Regions from separate parts of the Homo sapiens genome. Here region 2 is linked to region 1. A link is a contact called in ENCODE Hi-C or POLR2A ChIA-PET data. All regions are on one chromosome and are shown on one strand. Each heading gives the region's core, a stretch centred on a gene start or an enhancer-like site at or near the end of the contact. The rest is flanking DNA. Distances are from core to core; before and after follow the strand shown.

Region 1 (3,277 bases), core at 253-2,752:
AGCGCACACCACCTCCAGCCACCAGGAAGCTCTTTGATGGCGGGGGACGGCTCCCCTTCTCCAACCCTCCTGGCCCTGCAATCCTTACATTCTGAGACCTCATCCCGCTTTCGGGGTCCCAAGTCAACAAATCTTACAGTAGATAAAATAATAGAATTTTTTAATAAATTTTTTTTCCCAAACAACTTCTTTTGATCTTCACCACGCAGGGGCCACAGTGGAGAGGAAAGTTCTCTCCAGGTGCCCTAAAAAGTGTCCAGGGTAGACTTAGGAGAAAAGTATTCCTCCAGTGTCAGGAGGTTGAGGGGACTAGGGTAAGCAGGGGTCAGGGTCAGCCTGGCCCTGACTGAGGCATCCCCCAAAGGGTCCTGGGTGGGGCTCCCTGGGGGAGCTTCCAAAGGCTCTGCTGGTGGAAGACGCTCTGCAGACAAAAGCCCCTCTGGTGTCCGCTGTGGGCCCTTAGGAGTGCGGGTCAGCGGCTGCCTGGGGGGCCCCACCCCAGCCTTGGGATGGGGAAGAGTTAATGGCCAGAACTGGGGAGGGCAGGGCTGAGCCACCACACACGCCCTCTTGGGGCTGCCACAAGTCAGGACAGCCCAGGGGGCAGGCAAGGAGAGGCGGCCTGCTCCCCGGGGAGGAGAGGAGCTGGGAGGGGAAAGGGAGGCAGCAAGGCCAGGGAAGGTGGGGCGACTGGGGCCGGAGCCGCAGCCCCGGGTGGACGGGAAGCGGGGATCGGACACTGGCCTCTTCGATCTCAGCACCGCAGTCAGAGGTGGTGGGGCACCAGGAGCAGGAGGCAAAGCAGAGGGCTGGGGAGCCCGGCCGAGAGCGCAGGGCCTCGGGAGTCCGGGGGCGCCTGGCAGGCAGCGCCGGGGCACATCTGCTCCCCTCGCTGGTCCTCACCCCCGTAGCCCCCCCAGTAGTCGTCCTCAGTAGGCGCGTCCCCGCCCTGGCGCCCCCGCGAGTCTTCGGCAGGCAGATCTCGGTAGAGGGTGGAGGGATCGGCTGGGGGCGCCCCGGCCTCGGCCACCCCGTACAGGTGGTTGGAGGAGCTGTTGCCGCGGGCGCGGCTGCCCGGCCGCGTGGGTGCCGCGGGCGGACACGCCTGGAAGTCGGCCTCGCGGAGCGCGCGCAGGTCTCGGCCCTGGCGCTCCGGGGGGGTGGCGCAGGTCACGTCGGAGCTGGACACGCGCGCGCGCTGGAACCAGGCCCAGAGCGGCCGCGCGCGGCAGTCGCACGCCCAGGGGTTAGCGTTGAGCCGCAGGAACTCGAGCGAGGGCAGGTCGGCGAGCGCCTCGCCGGGCAGCGAGGCCAGGCTGTTGTTGAACAGGTAGAGGATGGTGAGGCGGCTGAGGCCGCGGAAGGCCGCGCGGTGCACGCCCTGCAGCCGGTTCCCGTGCAGCAGCAGCCGGTCCAGGCTGCCCAGGCCGCGAAACACGTGCTCTGTGAGCAGCCGCAGGCGGTTCCCGTGGAGGAAGAGGTGGCTCAGGTTGGCCAGGTCCGCGAACAAGTCATCCTGGGTGGGGTGGAGTGGGGCACAGAAGAAGAGAATGGGCCTGAGGTAGGGTGCAGACCCCGCTGGGGCCTTGGCCGGGGGAGGGAAGGGGGTGCACCGTGGCAGAAGAGAAAGGGTTGACCTTTTGATTCATAGCATCCTGGATTTGGATTCTGCCTCCTCTAACCTATTTGCTGTGGAAAAAGTGGTATTGGTGAGGTCAGTGGTTCCTAAACTTTCGGGTGTATTAGGATCCCCTGCGGATCTCTGAGCGGGGTGGGGCGGGGGGCAGAGTTTCTAATTCAGGAGGTTTGGGGTGGAGCCTGGGAATCCCCATGTCTACAGGTTCCCCAGGGAAGCCAGTGTGGCCATTGGCAGGACCACAGTTTGAGTTTCAGAACTTCTGGTTTGGTGAAGTATGGAGACTGGGGAGCCAGCCTTTCTGATTTCAAATCTTGGATCTGTCATTAACTGATGCCACCGTGGGCAAGTCACTCAGGATATCTGTGACTCAGTTTCCTCATCTGTATAATGTAGAGATTAAATGAAGCAGCATGTATGAAGGTGCTTAGAACACCTTTCCTTGTGGAGTTCTATGAGTTCCATGAGTTAGCCATTATTCTTTTTTTTTTTTTAATTTTTGTTTTTGTTTTTGTTTGTTAGCCATTATTCTTAACTTGGCCAAGCCAGTCATCTCTCTGTGCCTGTTTCCTCATCTGTAAAATGGGGATGAGTATACCTACTTCCTGGGTTTGTTCTGAGGATTCCAGAGGATGGTTCACATAAAGATCATATGAGGGAAGTGCTGGACACGTGCCCAGCACACAGGGATTTGGTCCAATTATGAAGCCCACAGGCTCAGCACTTAGAGCCCTAGTTCAAAATCCAGCTTGCCTTTTCCCTAGCTGTGTTATTTTAGGCAAGTTTTAACCTCATGGAGTCTCAGGTTCCTCAGTATGTACAATATTCCTTATTATGTATAACCCCCTCAGCAGGCTAAAGGAGGGTTGGATGATAAATGCTGTTAAGGGTACAGTATCTGGCAGGTGCATAGTCAACCATCAATAAATGGTGGCTACTATGACAATAGGGGCTCAGTAACAATTGGGTCCTGTCCCTTTTCTTTAAAAGAGGAGCTCCCTGGGGGAACCAAAGTACTGCTACTAGGCTGGGTATTGGGGTGAGGGGCATCAGCTCCACCCCCAGAGGCGGCAGGGGAGGAGAGGAAGGAAGCCACATTGCATTACTACTCCCCTTAGAGGCGCTGTCCCACCTGCCTGGTGCTAGGGAGTCACCTAATCAGGCCACATTAGTGCAGAAAGGACCTTGGAACTATGGTTCAGAATTAACAGCGGGGGGCGGCGGGTGTGTGTGGCCCACGGCCAGTGGGGATTCCTGGACTCTGCATTATAACCAGCTCACCAGGGGATTCTGATGATCAGCTGACTTGGGAGCTAATGCCTTGGCACCCATCAGCCCAGCTCACTTTTTTAGAGGAGAGCACTGGGGCTCAAAGAGATAAGGGCTTGCCAGAGAGGGAAGCAGGACTTCAGCTCCCTGACCTCACTGCCTTGAGGTCCTCCCCTCTTGTGCAGGGCATCACTGTGGTCAGCAGGTTCCAGGAGGTCTGGGTCTCAGAACAGGAGCATCCACTCTGCTCAGGCCAGTTCACCCAGGGGGCCTGTTCCCTGACTGTGGCACTCCCTCCCTCACTGCCTGGGGAGACGCTTTCCTCCCCATGCCTGCCACCCAGGAGCCTGGTCGGAGGCCTCAGGTTGGGGG
Region 2 (3,454 bases), core at 503-3,002, 1.0 Mb before region 1:
ATATTATAAGTAAATGTTTAGAAAAGCTTGTCAGGTTATCAGAGAATCTGATTTTCTTATGTCCTGTCAGTTTACTGTCCTACAGTTTACTTTTTATAAAAGTAAGCTTCACAAGGACTAATCTTTCTGCAAAAGGGATATTGAGAAGATCAGTACAATATCTTTCTTCCCGTGGTCTTAAAAATAATTGTGTGATTATTTGTTATAACAAAAACCAGACTCTTAGAATCCTTGATTCTGAGATAAGTTACTGGCGAAAACTCCTTCACTGGAGGTATTTTTAAAAATAGGACAAAATTTGATGTCTTTAGATTGATAGAGGAATAGTACTACTTGGGAGAGCTGAAATGGATTAAATGTTTCTTGCCAAACTTTATTATATCTATGTCCTTTGTTGGAATGGATAATAAGGGGGTTGTGAGAGTTACAAGGAATTGGCAACAGTTAATTCTATAAAATAGGAACTCCAAATGCATGTAAGATATGTGGGAGGCCACACAGATACGGAACCATCTGGCCTCTATCCTGTTTGGCTGTCTGAGAGCGCCAGACTATGCAGAACACACATTCAACTTTTAAACATCCTCTTTGCAATGTCTTCACTCAACGATGTCACACGCAGGTGTTAATATGGCAATGTTCTTGGTTGCCTTGGCAATTTGACAAAATAAACTTGGAGTTTTAGCCCTTAAAAAGAAATGTACAGGTGCTAAAACTTTTTTAAAAAGGATTAGCTATTTTGAGATTCAATAGAATTTAACTATTTTTAAATGTCAAAGAAAATCCAGAGTTCACTAAGATGTAATTAAGAAGTGAAAACACTTTCTTCCCACATTGAACGGAAGTGGTTTTATTTGCTCAAAAAGAGATACTGACTTCAGGACCAGTGTTTTAGCAATAAGGAAACTACTCACAAGTAAAAAGTTCTGCTTTTTAAAAACCCTGGAAATGCCATTACTAAAATTGATCACGTACTTATTTACTTTTGGTTTTGAGTAACTTCTAGGATGTTTAAAAAATAAAACCCACCCTCACAGGACAGGGATTTTCCACCAGTGAATATAAACATATAGAAAGGAATATGCTCTAGAGTTGGCACTGTATTCTCAAAGGGGAGTCCCTCAATTAGTTTGGTCAGTTTTTCTTTGAAGTAAATTTAGTCTCTTCCAAGGTAATACTTTGATAAAGACAACAATTATTTTTCCATCCAAGTTCTATCACACACTCTTCTTGGAGTTGTAGGATGGCTGCCAGCGCATGCTTCTTGTTTCATAACCAGTAGGGGGAGCAAGAGTGCTTTTATCGAGCATTTGCAAGCAAAAGTTCTGGGATTCATCCTCACTGGTCTAGCCTAGGTCACATACCAGTAATTTTTGCTGGGGGAATGGATTCTGCAGCTTGGCTTAAACCAAACTGAATTATTTCCAAAGTTACAAGCAGGACTAAGTTTCCCGAAAGCACAAGGGCTTTGTGGAGGAGATGTGAATACTTTAAAAGCTGGATATTGGTAAGAAGCGGGAAGAGGACAATGAATCTTGAATTCGTGTGTTCAAAAGTGAAAATATTGGAGTTTCTGAGTTTCAAGGTAATGTAGAAGGTAAGCAAGCAGGCATTGTCAGTATCCTGAGGGATCATGTCCAAGAACTTTACAGAACCCAAAGGCAGAGGAGAGAGCCAGGAATGCTGGTGTCCTGAGGAACATGCGGCAGTGGCACTGCTCTTCCTGGGCCCCTAGGGGCGCACCACTGAGAAGCATCAAAAGCACCTTCAGTTTGGCAGTCTGGAAAAGGAGATCTTGCAGCTGAAATCAAGGTGAGAAAGAGTAGCAGCTTCCTTTAGAGGCGAGTGTCTTAGGCATAAGCACGTCCTCAATAAGGCAGTGGTGGCAGCCACTGAAATATGACACTGAAAAAGAGATTGCCTGTCCCCAAAATATTGTGGAGGTTGTGTTACTAGGTACCATCAGTGCAGCACATTAAGTGCTGGGAACACAGAGCTCAGTGGGGAAATGGAAATCTCTTGGGATCCACAGGATAAAAAAGAAAGAAATCTCAGGTAAAAGCTGGTGCTTGGGTTGTACTTGTTGCAAATTTATAACTTTGCCAGAAGGCAGTGTTGTCTCAAATTTATAAGAAAGGAGACAGTTTATGTAGGACATTCCCCTACCTTAGATATAGTCAGCGTATAGTGCCTAAATTGATTTTCCGTGGGGAGAAGTCTCCTAACTGTGTTTAGGTTCATAGACCATGGATTACGGACAATTGCATAAACTTCCTGGCACCCTGTTGAGAGCCATCCATCTTCCCTTCCTATTTTGGATATCATTAAATCACAATAAATACTGTATTATGGGAATAACATTTTTCCTGGGATAAGTACCTCCATTCTAGCGAGAGATATCTCAGATCACAGGTGTTACTGGAAAAACTCCTAAAGCTGAAAATGAACAGACCAAGGAATCAAAGAAGGCTTTACTTTCTCTAAACTTTAACTTAGAGAATTTGATTTTGGATTTTAATGTTTTTGGACTTTGATATGCTATGTTGAATAATATTATTGGATATAATTGAGGATGGGACGTGAAATGAAAGGGGAGTGAATTTCTGAGCTGTTTTTCCCCACAGTCTAGTTTCTCCACAAAGAACTGCATCTCCCATTCTTGGTCCATGTGTTTAGGCAAGGCTGACTTTAACCTCAGCCTCAGAAATAGGTACAGTCCCAGGTCTGACCAATAAAAGTACTTTGTTCTTCTGAAGGAAGGTGATTGGATCAGGGATAGACATGTGACCTCAGCAAAGCCAATGACCTTTACTAGATTTATTCAGAAAGAACATTCCCATTCGTTGGAATTCTAGTTGTGCGGATAATAAAAACCCATTGCTGCTGATAAATATTTTTATCATCACTTGGGGGAGGCTGTCTGAGAAAGAGGCCAGCACAGTGGAACGTAGAACCAAGTAATGGAGAGGCTGTGTTTTCTTTTTTTGAGCCACTCAGTTCTACCATAGCAGCATCTTAACCATAGACTAGGAAATTATGTGAGCAAATAAATTCTCTTTTTTGTTTACATTGAACAAATAAACTCAGTGTTGGTACAGAACGTATATTGTATATCGTCATGAAAAACTAATACACAAAAATAGTGTTTGATCACTTCTTGATGCTTTTTACACCAGAGCACAGTGAAACTCTGTAGTTTAAGGTTAAGTCATCCTGTGGATAGCTCGCATATTTAGAGTACAAGCTTCTTGCTCCTGTCCAATTTTGCAGTATCTGTCACTATTACAAAGGGGAAGAAAAAGGTTGTGAGGGTGTTGTCATCCTCTAAGATTTAAAATTGTTTTGGAAATGATGGTATTCATGCTACTTTGTTTAATTATAATCCAGAGAGAACTATTACGTATTTGATATTACTGCAATACTCTTTATAGTGAAAACTAGTTTTAAAACATCC

What was found. Hi-C counts contacts between places; a loop is a spot of excess contacts on that map. ChIA-PET counts read pairs that join two places held with the same protein, here RNA polymerase II (POLR2A). Pooled maps may share reads with other maps.
Region 2: a pooled map shows a loop between it and region 1 (3-fold over the local background). The contact joins two enhancer-like sites. A Hi-C loop is called at or near these places in 5 of 168 maps with a recorded cell type or tissue (OCI-LY7, dorsolateral prefrontal cortex, heart right ventricle and 2 more), 1 of 37 single-sample maps with no recorded cell type and 1 of 50 pooled maps. POLR2A ChIA-PET finds 5 or more read pairs at or near these places in 1 of 52 experiments (A673).

The regions. Positions count from the first base shown.
Region 1 is chr11:57,474,401-57,477,677 of GRCh38, reverse strand. RTN4RL2 (reticulon 4 receptor like 2) reads right to left here. Exons shown (of 3, transcript NM_178570.3): 3 at 144-1,516. The coding sequence ends at 767. Among named protein-coding and RNA genes, the nearest start is that of RTN4RL2, 16 kb to the right of the region's middle. RefSeq lists a silencer at 713-1,182 and enhancers at 1,503-1,652, 870-1,698, 2,872-3,277. Within about 2 kb of position 1,502, at least 9 of the 41 ENCODE cell types and tissues checked have a DNase peak (open chromatin) inside an H3K27ac peak, as active enhancers do.
Region 2 is chr11:58,522,594-58,526,047 of GRCh38, reverse strand. No RefSeq gene overlaps it. Among named protein-coding and RNA genes, the nearest start is that of OR5B21, 16 kb to the right of the region's middle. RefSeq lists a silencer at 1,158-1,452. Within about 2 kb of position 1,752, at least 17 of the 41 ENCODE cell types and tissues checked have a DNase peak (open chromatin) inside an H3K27ac peak, as active enhancers do.